2 separate regions of the Homo sapiens genome follow, and region 2 is linked to region 1. A link is a loop called in an ENCODE intact Hi-C map of the cell type or tissue named here. Cell type or tissue: natural killer cell. All regions are shown on one strand.

The links. Peaks named below come from ENCODE experiments on the same cell type or tissue, not always from the same donor. Only the 100,000 strongest peaks of a DNase experiment are listed, where the experiment ranks them.
Region 2: a loop joins it to region 1, with 10 times the contacts of the local background. A loop is called at or near these places in 53 of 110 quality-filtered maps.

The regions. Positions count from the first base shown.
Region 1 is chr10:49,589,269-49,597,268 of GRCh38, forward strand. No RefSeq gene overlaps it. Among named protein-coding and RNA genes, the nearest start is that of SLC18A3, 17 kb to the right of the region's middle. RefSeq lists enhancers at 3,857-4,358, 4,359-4,858, 5,467-5,968, 5,969-6,468. In natural killer cell, CTCF peaks have their summits at 3,989 (motif pointing right) and 5,452 (motif pointing right); DNase peaks (open chromatin) are centred at 3,963 and 5,443; H3K27me3 peaks cover 285 bases.
Region 2 is chr10:50,221,104-50,229,103 of GRCh38, forward strand. The region is part of intron 7 of ASAH2 (N-acylsphingosine amidohydrolase 2); the gene reads right to left. Among named protein-coding and RNA genes, the nearest start is that of ASAH2, 26 kb to the right of the region's middle. RefSeq lists a silencer at 3,333-3,512. In natural killer cell, no CTCF peak of the experiment used is centred here; a DNase peak (open chromatin) is centred at 3,418; H3K27me3 peaks cover 284 bases.

The DNA.
Region 1 (8,000 bases):
ATTTAAATTTGAAATGTTATAAGCTATCATAGTGTAGCTGTTGAATAGAAAGCTGAATATACATGTGTTGGAGTTCAAGAGACAGTCAGTCTGCAGAAAAAAATCAGGAATCACAGCATTTAGATAGTGTTTAAAGGTATAGGATTAGGTGAGATCGACACTGATAGTGAAAATAGGCTGTTGTTATGAGGTCATCTTGAGTCACTTTTGGTAATTTGTATGCATATTAGTCCATTCTCACACTGCTATAAAGACATACCTTAGACTGGGTAATTTATATAAAGAAAAAGATGTTTAATTGGCTCACTGTTCTGCAGGTCTGTACAGGCTTCTGTTTCTTGGGAGGCCTCAGGAAACTTACAATCATGGAAGAGGCAAAGGGGAAGCAGGCGCATATTCACATGGCTGGCAGGAAGGAGAGAGCAATGGGGGAAGTGCTACACACTTTCAAACAAGCAGATCTTGTGAGAACTGTATCACGAGGCGGCACTAAGGGGATGGCGCTAAACCATTAGAAGCCACCCTCATGATCCCACCAGGCCCCACCTCCAACAATCAGGATTACAATTCAACATGAGATTTGGGTGGGGACACAGAGCCAAACCATATCAGTATGTGTCCCTTTCATATGGGTTATCTAATTTATAGGTGCACAATTATTCATAGTATTCTGTTATAATCCTTTTTACTTCTGTAAAGCAGTAGTAATGTATCCATTTTCGTTACTGATTTTAGTTATTTGCATCTTTTCCTTTTTATTTTCTTAGTCTAGCTAAAGGTTTGTCAATTTTGTTGCTCTTTTCAAATAATCAGTTTTTTGTTGTGTTGATTCTCTCTATTGTGTTTCTAGTCTCTATTTCATTTGTCTCTGCTCTATATTTATTATTTCATTCCTTCTGTGAGCTTTGGGTTTGGTTTGCTCTGATTTTTCTAGTTATTTAATATATTACAGTTAAGTTGCTGAGCTCTCTCTGAGTGCTGTTTTTGCTGTATCCCCTACATTTTAGTATGTTGTGTTGATGTTTTCATCCATCTCTAAGTATTTTCTATTCCTCATACTTTGGAGGTATCTATTGGTTAAGAGTGTGTTGTTTAGTTTACACATATTTATAAACTTTTCAGTTTTCCTTCTGCTATTGATTTTTAGTTTTATTCCATTGTGGTCAAAGAAGATATTTTGTATGATTTCAAGCTTTTTAACTTATTGAGTTGCTTTATTACCTAACATGTTCTATTCTGGAGCGCAGTCAAGTGCACTTGAAAAGAATGTGTATTCTTCTGTTGTTGGGTAGAGTGTTCTGTAGATGTATGTTAAGTCTAGTTAGATCTTTAGTGTTGCTGAAGTCCTCTATTTAATTATAGTTTTCTATTCATTATTTAAAGTAAGTATTCGAAGTCTCCAGCTATTATTATGGAAATATTTTGCTTTTTAATTCTGTTAATGTCTGCTTCATTTAATTTAGGGTTCTCTTGATTAATGTGCATATGTTTATAATTGTTATATCTTCTTGATTAATTGACCCCTTTATCAATGCACAATGACTTTCTTTGTCCCTTGTAATGATTTTTGACTTAAAGACTATTTTTTTCTGATATTAGTGTAGCCATCCTAGCTTTGTTTTGGTTATTATTTGCATAGAATATCTTTCTCTATCTTCCCATGTTCAACTCACTTGTGTCTTTTGATCTAAAGTGAGTTTTCCATATACAGCCTTCAGTTGGATTGTTTTCTTAATTCATTCTGCCAATCTCTGCCTTTTGATTGGAGAGTTTAATAAATTTACATTTAAAGTTATTACTGATAAGAAAGGACTTATTTCAGCCATTTTACCATTTTTTCTGCATGTTTTACACTGCATGTTTTTACATGTTTCTACATGTTTCTTCTGTTTAGTTTATTTTTTGGAGTGTACCTCTTTGATTCCTTTCTCATTTTTTTCTGTAATATATATTATATATATTAATTTCTGTAATATATATTCTGTTATATATTATATATATTACAGAAAAGTAAGATATATATTATATATTACAGAAAAGTAAGATATATATTATATATCTATTACTTTTGCATCAACTGGTGCTATTCCACTTCTGGAACTAGAAGTCCCATATAGTTCCAGAAGTGGAATAGCACCAGTTGGTGCAAGCTCATAGTAACAGCCATGGGTTTGAGCAGGCACTGCATGATACAGATGGGAACCTGTGGGGTCTAGGAAGTTGGGCTGCTGCGAGGCAGTGAGGAGGATAACATTCATTCCTGACTGTTCCTGCCTCACCCCACCCAGTCCTTCCCCACTGGGTGCTCATGACCCCACAAAAGAAGGTAGATTACAAAAAGGGACATTTTTCAGGCTTTGAGTCTCAAAGCCTAAGAAGGCCCTTAGATTCTGCCTGCCACCATCAGGTGGAGCTTCACAGGGGAGGGACTCACTGAAAGATAATCCTTGACAGACGAATAGGATTTCATGGACAAGAAAAACATGGTGGATAAGAATAAGGATTCCACCACCTCTCCTTACTTCACCACCAGCCTCCCATCAATCAGGACCCCATTACCAAGGCTAACAGGAAAAAGAGGAGTTGGGGGGAACAACGAGAGAGTAGATTTGAGCAGATCCCAAAGAGGGGGTCCTGCAAGTTGCTCGCAGGCTGAGACTGAGGGAAACATAAGAATACAGGTAAGTGTGTTGGGTCTCTGAGCAGAGGCAAGCTAAGCCTGTATCCAGGTAAGACTCTGGAGATGTAGCAGGGGTGTTCTCAAGAGAAATGATCACATCAGGCTGGGCATCGTGGCTCATGCCTGTAATCCCAGCACTTTGGGAGGCCGAGGCAGGCAGATCACTTGAGGTTAGGAGTTCGAGACCAGCCTGGCCAACATGGCAAAATGGCGTCACTACTAAAAATACAAAAATTAGCCAGGCATGGTGGTGCGCGCCTGTAGTTCTAGTTACTCGGGAGGCTGAGGTATGAGAATTGCTTGAACTCGGGAGGCAGAAGTTGCAGTGAGCCAAGATTGCACCACTGCACTCAAGCCTGGGTGACAGAGTGAGACCCTGTCAAAAAAAAAAAGAAAGGAAAGAAGGAAGGAAGGAAAGAAAAAAAAGAGAGAAAGAAAGAGAGAGGGAAAGAGGGAGAGAGGGAGGGAGGGAGGGAGGGAGGAAGGAAGGAAGGGTTGCATTGGACGTCTAAGCAGAGGGAATCTTAGGCAATCTCTCAACAGAAGAATTCCTGAGAGCCAAAATCAGCCCAGAAGGGGCAGGAAGGTAGCCAGCCAGACCCTAAGAGGTCATGAGGTCACACAACAGGGATGAAGGATGCCACCCTCCCCACTCCATGACATGCACAGACAAATGATACCAAGAAGCAGAAGCCCTCTCTTCTCCAAATTCCAGCCTCAGCTATAAGGGAAGAGAGAAGGTCCTGTGTTGGCCAAGATTAGGATTCTTGCACTTCATCAGAGTGGGGGTTGGAATTAGAATAAAAAGGATTTCTATTTCCTGCATGCCTGAGTAGTGGCTACAATTTCTGCTCATTGCTGTAGAATGCAAGACAGGTAGTAGAGGCAGATGTGAGAGGGTGGAGACAGGATGTGCACTGGAGAGAAAGACATGGCGGGGCAGACAGCACCAGTCTTCCAGACTCCGCGACCAGTGCCTCCCCAGAGTTATGCACCTCTCAAGGTTCCCACAGCCTGTTGGGGTGGGGTGAGGCAGGTAGGGATGCTCCGAGCATCTGTCAGGCTGGCATCTGGTCTCAGCTCTGAGTTGCAGAACGAGAGAGCTGCTGCCAAGACCCCCTTTTTGTTTCTTTTTTCACCTTTCCTTGACTCAACAGCAAATGAATGGATCAATGCAGTGAAATAACCAGGAAGTGACCACTCCTGGCTCATCTATCCGTTCATTCAAGGAACTGTGTCCCAGGCAGCAGTGTAGGGAGGTGCTGATTCTGCCTGGCACCACCAGGGGGAGCTTCACAGAGGAGGGATTCATTGAAAGGGGAACCTTGAAAGGTGAACAGGATTTCATGGACGAGACAGAGTAGGGTGAGTGGCTCTACATCCAGACACATGAGGAAAGGCTGTTGGGTCTGGAATCTGGACAGAAGGGCCATGGCCCATTTTCCTCTGTGTTCCCATCACCCAGTAGAGAAATCGACGGAAGGAGGACAGATGGTCAGACAGATAAATGGGTAAAGGAGTCAGTGGAGGGATGGCTGCACTATGGCTATTTCAAGCAAGGTGGAAAAGACTCAAGAAACACAAGAAGCAAGTTAAAGTCTCTAATACAGTCAGCCTAGGTGCCAACTCAACCTCATTTCAAGCTTGCCCCTCTGTGTGCAATGCCCCGCTCCATGGCTCAGTGTGATGAGCTCCAGCTGAGGCCGAGAGCCAGCGTGGTGTGGTGGACGCACAGGCCTCAGCTCAGCCCAGCCTCCCCTCCACCCCTTGCATCATCACACCCAGCCCTGCTCAACTCCGCATGGGTCTTGAACCGGCAGACTCCTTTCATATGGGCTGTCCCTCCTCCTGGAAAATCACTACCCTCTCCATGTCCACTGAACTCTGATTTACTCTTAGATCCATTTGGGGACCCAAAAGGGAGTCTACACTATATTGTATGGGTGACCCTCCCTACCACTGCCCAGCTGTTAGGGGATTGCTTCTCTGCCTTTGTAGCTGTTCTCTACTCTCCCCTCGAGAACATGCGGGGTTATTCTACTTTTCTGGGGATATTCGGCTTAGCCATAGTTCCTTGGGAAACCTTCCCTGATTCTCCCACACTGGAGGAGTTGCTACTTCCTGGGTGCTCAAAGAACAACCTGCATTTCCCACATTCAAGTGTCTATCCCACCACACCCAAGTCACATCACTCTGAGTGGCATGGCCAGGATCTGGACAGCAGCCGGTCTGAGATGAGGGCCCAGGCACTCAGCGAGTGACAGTGCTCTCTGCCTTATCTCCAAGGACCAACAGGGAGCAGGGGGCTGTATTGTCAGCTGCCCCACAGTCATCCTGCACACAAGCAACCTCTAGCCCAGTGGCTTACAGCAGGCTACAGTAAGCTGAGATCACGCCACTGTACTCCAGGCTGGGCAACAGAGTGAGACTCCATATCAAAAAAAAAAAGAAGAAAAAATAAATAATCAGTACAAAATACAATAGGTAAATAATCACAGATAAAATTTTTAATTGACTAAACCATGGATAAAGTAATAGTTCATAAAGAAAACTTGCAGAGGCAGGAGTTACATTGGCAAAATTTGACAAGAAGTTTTAAGGCCCAATGGATAAATCAAATCTTCATTGAGAGACCTATAAGAAAGGTAATTTATCCCAGTGAAGATACTTTCAGTGAAATAAAAATTAAAATGAACAACCAGATGAATGAACGAAATTGAGGCAAACCCGAGAAAGAGCACATCATTCTCAGGAGTGACCAGATGGTGGCAGCAAACACCAGTGATGGAATCAGCCCAGCCAAGGTTCTGGAAGTGTGGTCTTCCCACTAGTACCGGAAAGTGTAGAATCATCCCAGGCAAGGACAAACAACACGCTGCTGCGAACGTGTTAGAAAGGCAAATCCCTAACCCACTGAATCAGTAACTGCTAGGAATGAGGCCCAGCAATCTGCATTTTGAGAAGCTCTCCAGGTGATTCTGGTGCACACTCAGGTTTACCCCAAGAGCAGTTAAACCCTGCAGCCAAGCACAGGGCTATTTTCTCCAACATTAGCAGGTGCTACTCGAGGAGTCGATTATGTGTTTATTTTACCAAACAGTTTCTGCCTAGCCACTAAACTGCTTTTTTTGAAAGAAACAAAATGCAGGCAGCTCTCTGTGAGACTCAGGTGCCTGCTGCAGTCAACCTTGAGTCCAGTCTGAAACAGGGACGGGGGTGGTCTGAGCCCTGTGTCTGCAAGAATAGCCCTGAGGCTGGCCACCCTTGCCCCAGCTGTCCTGCTGGCCTGAGCACTGTGGCCGCCGTCTCCACCTGTCTCCTCCTTTCCTGCCTCTTGCTTCTCACACTGATTCCCTGGAGCTGCTGGTTTTCTGTTGGTCTTGTGTCTCCTCTTGGGAAGAGACCCTATAATCTACCCTGGGGAATGGGGTTTGCATTTCTGGCTGTTGGCTCCTCCCAGCCCCGGAACTGGAGGTCAAACGTTATGCACCACAGAGCTCTCTTTCCATGGGTCCCCAGCTGATAAATTAGAGGAAAAACCCAAACCGGGCCCTCCTACTCCACCAGCTCTGTCCTCGTTCCTCCCACAAAAGGCCGAGTGATACCCTCAGTCACACCCCATGAGGGTGTTCCACCTGGGGTGCCTGGAGGGAGGTGAAGAGATGATGACATGACCCCCAAAGCCTTAGAACAGAAGTCTGGATACAGCAGCTGACAGAGCATGGTCTGTGGAGGAGAACAGATCTGGCCCAGTCTCAGTCCATCACTTCCTGCAGGGTTCATCCAAGTCACCAAACGTCACCGAGACTCCATTGCTATTGAGGCCTCAGTTTGCAAATCTTTGAAATGAAGCCAAACCTACATTTCTCACAGTTCACTAAACGAGCAAGCATGTAAATGCCCAGCACAGCGAGTCACACATGGTAGGGCCCCCGTACATGGACATCCTTCCCTTCCCTCAGGAAGCAGTGAGTTTCCTGTGCCTCGCAGTTTAGGAGCAGAAAGGGCCTCCCATTTTGTCAGAAACATTGTGGAGCATAGATTACAAACTCAAATGGCTATAGGATGCAGGAGAATCACAGAAACCAGTGCAGTAGCTGGATGGGGCCCGTGAGAAACGGGAGGGTGTGTGCTGGGTCTAAAGGGATCAGCGGGGCAGTTACCGGGCTAGTATGGGGCCTAGAGTCACCAGACTTTCTTGTTTTTCAAGAGAAGCTGGAAACATGTATGTGGGTGTGAAGCCCTGGCTACAGCCCGCCACTTCTGTTCTACTCAACTGTAGCAGAGGGGACCCAGGCCCAGGTCCCTCCTGCTGTGGCCTGTTGCAGCTGGCACCTGCGAGTCTCCTGGGCTTTGCAGCTTGACTCCAGCACCACTTACAAGAGATCTAGGAGCCTCTTCTCCATCTGTAAAAGGGAGCTACTCATCGTATTGACTTCACCAGTGCAATGGCAGTTGTGAAAGGGTTTTGAGACTGCATCCATAGTGGGGTGTTCCTGTCAACCAGGGAGAGCAAAGCACATCTAATAAGGACTCCCAGGGAGGCACCATTAGAGCCCAACACAGTCAGGTTTGTTACCTTGGTGCAATGAGAGAGACTGCACAGTGCACACCCGGGAGCATGGGGCATCCCCCAAGAGGAGTAACAGGCGACTACAGGATGGGGGAAGGGTGGAGCACAGGGACAGATTTACATAAAACAGGGCTGTAGGGAAGGGCTCTGCTGAGAGATGGACCTTGGCTCCTGTGCCCCTGGAAGCTACAAAGTTAAGATCAATGTGGCAGATTGTGTCTGAGGTCCCTTACCTGGAGTTCTGCAGCCGGGTTGGAAATGGAGGCTGTTTCTCTGAGCCACAGTGAGCCCCTGACTTGGGTCCTCCAGAGACTACTGGGAGGTCCCATTCTCACTTAGGATTCCAAGCAGCCCAGTGTCTGGCTGTCTAAGATTTCAGAGAAAAAGGTTTCTCAGCACCTCATCTTCTGTGGTTCTACAGATGTGGGGTCCTAACAACAGTAGGTGCCCCTCCAGCGCCGTCCAGGTTCCCCTCTCAAAGTTGCATGCAGCCAGCCCAGCCCACTCCCTCCTGCTCCTGCTGCTGTGGGCAGCCACCCATCTCTATTCCCCACTTCCTCAAATGTGCCCTCCACCTCTGTGCTTTCCTGGATCCTGGATCTCCTTTTCTGTGTTTCTTTGTTTTGTTGTGTTGCTTTTTGTTTTTCAGAGACAGGGTCTGTCTCTGGAGTGCAGTGGCTGGAGTGCAATGGCACGATCCTAGCACACCACAGCCTCAACCTCCTGACCTCAAGTGATCTGCCCACC
Region 2 (8,000 bases), 630 kb after region 1:
TATTGGGCTGAAGATATTCTAAGAGTCATCCCCTCGCAGTTATTTGCAAGGTGTTTACATTTAGGAATATTCTTCTATTAGGTTTGTGTGTGTGGTTTTGTCTCTTTCTCTTAGAACTCAAGTATCAGGAAATTCTAATCAACTAGTGTTTTCCAGTTACATGGATTTTGCTTTTTTGGAGTTTCTTTAGTTTGGAAGAAAATGTGGTGGTAGCATTTTGGCTTCCCAACCAAAACATTTCCATCTGATACCATCACACTGAGGTCAGCCAGCTTCAGCCAACACTGAATATTTCCATTACAATCAAAGAAAAACCATAGAACTATTCTGCTGACATTATTTAGCTCTTATTAGACAAAGGACTTTATGTACAAGATCTCATTTTATTCTCACAGGGAACCCTTTGAGTCAAGTACTATCATTATCTTCATTCTGCAACTAAGAAAACTAAGTCCCAGAGTGGTAACGTTACCTGACCTAGGTCACACAATGGTAAGTCAAGAAGCAGAGCAATGAATTCAGGTTGTATGTGTGTGTGTGTGTGTGTGTGTGTGTGTATAGATAGATAGATGATAGATAGATAGATAGATGGATGGATAGATAGATAGATAGATAGATAGATAGATAGATACAGATAGAGATAGAGATATATGCTCTTATCCACTGTGGAATCCTGGTTCTGTCCCTTCTCTTCATTCACTTGCTCATTCACTACACATTTGGTTAACTTTGACTCTGTGCCAGCCACCAGGAACATAAAGATAAATGAGGTATCATCTTGGCCTTGAGACATGCTTCACAAAAGAAGTGACACTTGAGCTAGGTCTTAAAAGATGAGGAAGAGCTACGCAAAGGAATCACTAGATAACGAGTACTCCTAGCAGAGGAAATAACATCTGCAAAGGCATGGAGATATGAAGGAGGGCCCTGTGTTCAGAGAATGGATAGTCAGGGCGGCCAGAGCAGAATGGATATGGACAAGGAAAGATGGCAGCTGTATCATTCATTCAATCAGAGTGAATTTATTGGGAATCATGTTGATTGGCATTGTGTGAAGGATCGTAAAGAGGAATCAGATGCATTTCCTACCATCAAGGACCTTGCACAATTGGCCACAATGGTAACTATGGAGAAAGCATGTACTAAGAATTTCACTCTACTAGTTAGATATAGACTTGATTTCTTCTTCTTTTGAAAAAGTGTCTCACTCTGTTGCCCAGGCTGGAGTGCAGTGGTGCAATCATGGCTCACTTCAGCCTTGACCTCCTAGACTCAAGTGGTCCTCCTACTTCAGCCGCCCAAGTAGCTGGCACTACAGATGTGCACCACCATGCCAAGTTAATTCTTTTTATTTTTTGTAGAGATGGGGTCTCACTATGTTGCCCAGGCTGATCTCCAACTCCAGAGCTCAAGCGATCCTCCTGCCTCACCTTCCTAAAGTACTGCTTTTACAGGCATGAGCCACCACACCTGGCTTGATTTCTTCTTTATTCCATTTATTTTAAGCCTCAGAAAATAAACTGAACTTTTTCTCTAGAAAATTAAAATAAAATAAGTGTTCAGAAAAAAGTTATTTAAATTGAAGGAAAGGAAGATGTCATATTTTTCCTCCATTGTCCTTTGAAATGTGCACTATTAAAATAGCAAACTTGTCACAGCAACCAAAGTACTATAGTTATGGATGAATATTTATAAAGATATGCAGAAAGGTGATCATTTTAATTTTAAAACGCAGTACTTATATTTTATTTTATCTGGCCAAAAAATATTTTTCCAAGCAAAGTTCAAAAGAAAGGAAGAAAGCTTTAGTTTCAGAAGTTAAGAATTCAGACATAAAAGGATGAATACATCTCTAATAATAAGCATTTTTAAATAATGCTTATGTCACAGCTAAATGTAAAATAGGAAGCAAGGTGCTACGTGAATCAGCATGATGTAATTAAAAATACAGCAGAAAGTCAAGAGATTGGGGACCTTATCCTAGTTTGTAGCAAAATTAGTCAAAATTTCTGGACTAAAATTTAAAAATTATTGAGACTGAAAAATAATAGATTTCAACTATTATAGAATCAGTAAACAACATATTAATATAAAACACTACAATTTTTTTTTCCTTCTGTGTAAAGGAGGCATTTGGAGAAAAAGATCTCTAGTGATTCAGACATTGCATGTGCCCTACTCTGAAACAAAGGTAAAAGCAGATTCCATGCACTCAGACCTGGGCCTCCATGTCCAGTGTGCAAGCTGTGCCCTGTACAAAGAACACTGGCAAAGGGGGTAAGTAGGTGGTTAAATCCAGCCTCTGTGCAGCTCACTGAGCCTGGCACTTCAGCCAGCCCAGAAAAGAGGATGCGTTTGTGTAACTTAGACAAAGGTTCTACGTGCTAGCATGGCCCTCCCCGACCTAAACGCCCACAAATAGGGAAATAGAATACTGTGTATCCATTCAAAGGTACGTTCATGAAGATTCATAGCAACATGGGAGCTCTTTAGGAAATAAAATATAGGAGGCTGTAATGGGTTGAATAGTGTCACTCAAAAATGCATGCTCATCTGGAACCTCAGAATGTGACTTACTTGCAAATATGGGTTTTATAGATGTAATCAAGGTAAAGATTAAGTGATATTATACTGACCGCATGTAGGCTCTAAATCCAATGACTAGCATCGTTACAAGAGGAAAGGAACAGAGAGAAACCCAGAGACATAGAGAACAAGGTGATATGAAGATGGGGGCACAGATTGGAGGGATGTGTCTACAAGCCAATGAAGCCAAGGATTGATGGCAACCACTAGAAGCTAAAAGAGATGCATGGAACAGATTCCCCCCTTAGAGCCTCCAGAAGGAACCAACCCTGCTAATGCCTTGAATTTGGACTTCTGGCCTCCTGACCTGTGAGAGAATAAATTTCTGTTGTTTTAAGCCACCTAGTCTTTGATAATGTGTGGCTTCCCTAGGAAACTAATACAGAGGCTAATATTGTGTTACAGTAGCTGAAAATACCAGCTCTGGGGTCAGACATGAGTTACTTAATTTATTTGAACCTCAGTGTTCATACCTGTAACATAATGATAATAGTAGTACCTGCATTTGACAATTAAAATAACTAATACATGTGAGGTGCTTAGCACAAAGACTGGCTGATACCAAGAATGGAATAAATGTTCACTACAAGAATATTGGTGATGCTATACTGATACTACTGCTGCTGCAGCTGCAGATGATGATAATGATGATAAAGGAAAGAGATACAAAGCTCTGAGCATAAATAAATATATATATATACAAATATATATATGATTTGTAAGATTAATACAATGTTAAATATATGGGGGCGGTGTTCAACATTCGCAACACATGTATATTCAACCCACATGGTATGGGCATGAAATGATTCAGTGAGGATAGCCTGCCCTCTTGTGACAGAGACGTGAGTGCTCACAAAATGCCCATGTGCTCTTCTATTTCCCAGTCTCATTTGCAAGGTGGGGCGTGTGAATACCTCTGACTAATAACATGTGTGCAGAAGGACTACCCAATCTTCACTAGACTTTCCATGAGTGGAAAATAAGTCTTCAATGTGTTAAGCCACTGGAATTTCACATTCTATCTTGTGTGGCACTTGCCATTAATTACCTTCACACCCTCGTTTTCACTCCCTCAAAATCATCCTCACCCCAACCCACTGCAAACTGTTTGGAGAAGAAGAGGAAAGGGTGTTTCATTGTCTTATACTGGAAGGATTATTGGGCCCAGACTTTTACCTAAAAGGCAAGCTAAATTTTAAACCAGCAGAAGAAAAGAATACACACCGGACTGCTCAGATTTTAAAAAGATAATGAGCTCTAGCCAGAAGAGCCCTCCTAAAGTTACAGGCACACCTGGGACAAGCATCCTGCAGAATATTTCTACCAACTCCACCCCAGAGAAGTGATGTACGTTCTCAAGGAATCCTTTTGTTATCTTCAAAAATCCTGAATGAAAAAGACCTTCTAAATAACAATATTGGAGAAATATCTCATTAGGGTAAATTCCATTAAGTTACAGCAGTCAAAATCCTTGCACCATGCCTTTAGTCCCAGCACTTTGGGAGGCCAAGGCAGGAGTTTGAAACCAGCCTGGCCAACATGGCAAAACCCCATCTCTACTAAAAATATAAAAATTAGCCGGGAATGACAGCGCACAGCTGTAATCCCAGCTACTGGGGAGGCTGAGGCAGGAGAATCACTTGAACCCCCAGGAGGCAGAGGTTGCAGTGAGCTGAGATCACGCCACTGTACTCCAGGCTGGGCGACAGGGCGAGACTCTGTCAAACAATAAAAATTAAAAAATTAAAAAATCCTTGCACATTACATGGTAAGTGCAACAAGAAACAGGAAATGGCCAATAGACTATTGTTTTTTTATTTGAGCCAAACCGTGAATTGAAGAAATTCAAAGGAAAACAACAGTGATTTGACTTTTTTAAGCCTGTTACTTGGCAACAATTGTAAAGCATGGTCATACTAAGATTGGCAAGAGTATGACAAACAACATTCTGCTCAAGTTTGAGTAATGGGAGAGTAAACCAACAAAGGGGTGTTGGGCAATTTATAGGAAAAGCTTTAAAATATAAACATTCTCTTTGGCTCAGGAATCCCATTCTAGGAATTTAGCTTAAGGAAATCATTGGCAAATATGTATCTGTTCAAGAATGCTTATCATAGGCCGGATGTGGTGGCTCACAATTGTAATCTCAATACTTTGGGAGGCCGAGGCGGGCAGATCACCTGAGGTCAGGAGTTTGAGACTAGCCTGGCCAACATGGTGAAACCCCGTCTCTACTAAAAAACTACAAAAATTAGCCGGGTGTGGTAGTGCGCACCTGTAATCCCAGCTACTCAGGAGGCTGAGGCAAGAGAATCGCTTGAACCCAGGAGGTGGAGGTTGCAGTGAGCCAAGATTGCACCACTGCACTCCAGCCTGGGCAACAGAGCAAGACTCCATCTAAAAAAAAAAAAATGTTTATCACGATGTATTTTATGATGGAAAACACTGTAAACAATCTAAATAACAAATGATTGCTGATTAGTTGAGTACATTATGATACATAGAATGGAATACTACATGGCAATTTTTAAATGGTGATTTAAAAAATACTAACTGGCATTGAAAGATATTCATAAGGTATTGCTAAATTAAAAATAGAGTTAACAAACTGTAAATATAATAAAATCCCACTTTTTAAGAAAAATATTATAAATGTGCTTAGAAAAAGTCTGAAAGACTATGTAACAAACTTTTAATAGAAGCTGGCTCTGAGTGTCAGGATCTCCACACGATTTTTTGACTTTTTAATTTTTTTCTTACTGTGGAAATTTTAGAAAATATATAAAAGAAAAGAAGATTTTAAAAATTACTTGATACAACACCAAGAATGAACCCTAAGGTAAACTATGGGTGATGATGATGTGTCAATGTAGGTTCATCAGTTATAAGGAATGTACTACTCTGGTTGGGGATATTGATAGTGAGGGAGGCTGTGCATGTATTGGAAGAAGGTGCATATAGGAAATCTCTGTACTTCCTGCTCAATTTTGCTGTAAACCTGAAACTGCTTTTAAAAATATAGTTTATTAATTAAATAATAATAAAGTCTATTGAAAAAAAAACTATGCCCAGCACTGGCACGGTATCATTTCTGCATTGTTCTATTGTTCAAAGCAGTCACAGGACCAGCCAAAGTTCAAGAACTAGGAAAATAATCTCCACCTTTTAATGGAGAGTGGCAAGGTCACTTTGGATAAAACATGGAATAAGAGCAATTGTTGTGTTGTTGCAGCCATTTTTATAAACTACAATCTGCCATTTAAATATATATTTTAAAAATAGCTATCAATCCAAAAAAAGTAAGAGATGAGAAAGGAGGAAAAAGAAGCACTGAAAAGGTGAGACAAATAGCACAAAGTGAGGAGATACAGAAAAGTTCAGATATAATAATCACAATTCCTGAAAATACACTAAATTCACTTAAAAAACAATGATTGTCAGAGTACAAAAGAAATAACTAAAGCTATATGATATTCATAAGAGACACCCTTAAAATGTAAGAATAAAGAACGGTTCAAAGAAAATGATAGAAAAATATACATGGCAAATTCTGGGTTAGCCACATTAACAGACTATGTAGACTTTAAGACAAAAAAAACACATTATTAGATAAGAAGAGGATCACTGCAAAAACAAACAGATACTTGTTTTTGCAGTGATGGAGATAACATTGTTAATATTTTTATAGTATTTTAAAGCTTCTAGTGCACAGTGAGTGAAACCAAGTGAGCATTCACGTTTACAGAATGAGCTTTTAGTCATGTGTATTTCTTATTATATGTTCCACATAGAAAAATGAACAGAAGCAAATGCACCTGAATATTAACCATGATTGATTCGAGGTAGTATAATTTTAATTTAATTTTTCCTTCCTTTCTACTTTCTTTATTTTTCAAGTTTTCTATGGTAAGCACACACTATTTTTATACTGAAAAAAAACTTAGAAAAAAAAAATAATCTCCCAGATTTTTTTCAGGTTAAGTAAGAACTTTCCAGAAATCTAACAATCAAGTTGTCCAATATCTCCAGCCAACTATTTTTTTATGGCTTTGGTTTCTAAACTTGGGACAATTTAAACTACACTAGGCTGATCAATCTTTGTTATCAGTCAACAGTCACCATCTTGGTCATCTAAAAGCCCTTTTAGGCACCTTCACCTACGGGGCAGGGGAGAGGGGTGAACCTGACCCAGGATGAAAGCTCACTTCACAACCATGACCAAGCTCCACTGAAGAAGAATACAGGCAAACAGAAAGTAAAGTTAGAGCAGGAAGACAGCATCAAGCTTCACAACATGGAGCGGAACAAGAAAAAGAGGTTCAGTGAAAGATATAGAAAAAGAAAGCAGGGGCCAAGCACAGTGGCTCAGGCCTGTGATCCCAACACTCTGAAAGGTCAAGGTGGGAGGATCCCTTGAGGCCAGGAGTTCAACACCAGTCTAAGCAACATAGCAAGACCCTGTCTCTATTTATTTTTTAAATAAAAGCAATAAATAAAATAAACAGAAAGGAAGGCTTTATAAATCAGAATTCATGCTAATGATAGAGAAGGCATTTAGGAAGACAAAGACAAGATGAGATGAAAAAAAGAGAACAAGAATGGTTTGGTAGAGGGCAGTCACTAAGGTTTCAGCATTTGCAATTTGAGTGGGGTTAAGTGGACGGAGGGGAGAGTATAGAGTCAGAATACAGAAAACCATAGAGAATAAACAGTCAGACATTACAATTCAAGAAAAATAATTCAATTATTCTGTGTCAATTAAAAACAAAACAGTTTTATGTAAAAAAAGTTTTTAAATAAAGAAGTCATAGTCATAGATGATAGAGAAGATTTATATATATACTGCAACTGAGTTCTGTAAGTCAACACCATTTGAATAAATGAGTGTAATAGCACAAATAGGATTTTTTTAACTTTTTACACAAATGATTCAAATAGCTTACACAAATCACTGCCCCTGTCATCTTAAAAATATGCCTTTAAAGGGCTCCCTTACAAGACCACTGACTATAAGAATAAAAGGGTTTGCAATACATAAATAGAAGGCAGTGGAGAGGAGAGGAGAAGAGAAAAGAGGGGAGGAAGAAGAGGAGGAGGAGGAGAAGCGGGATGAGGAGCAAGGAGGAGGAAGAAGAAAAGAAGAGGAAGGAGAAGGAGAAGGAAGGAGAAGAGGAGTCCATGTGACTGCTGCAAATTCAAGGAAGAAAACTTGGCGGAAGAAAAGAGGAAGGCAAAGAGAAGAAAAGCAAGACAAAGCCTTTTCAGTTGCAGCATCCTTGAAGAAATAAGTCGGCCTCCTCACCTGTCTCAGAGCTGCCTTCGTAAGTGTAGCTATGTGAGTAGTAGCTCTTCCACTGACCACAACTACCACTCAGATTATCTGCACTTGTGACTTTCTTTTTGATGTAGAC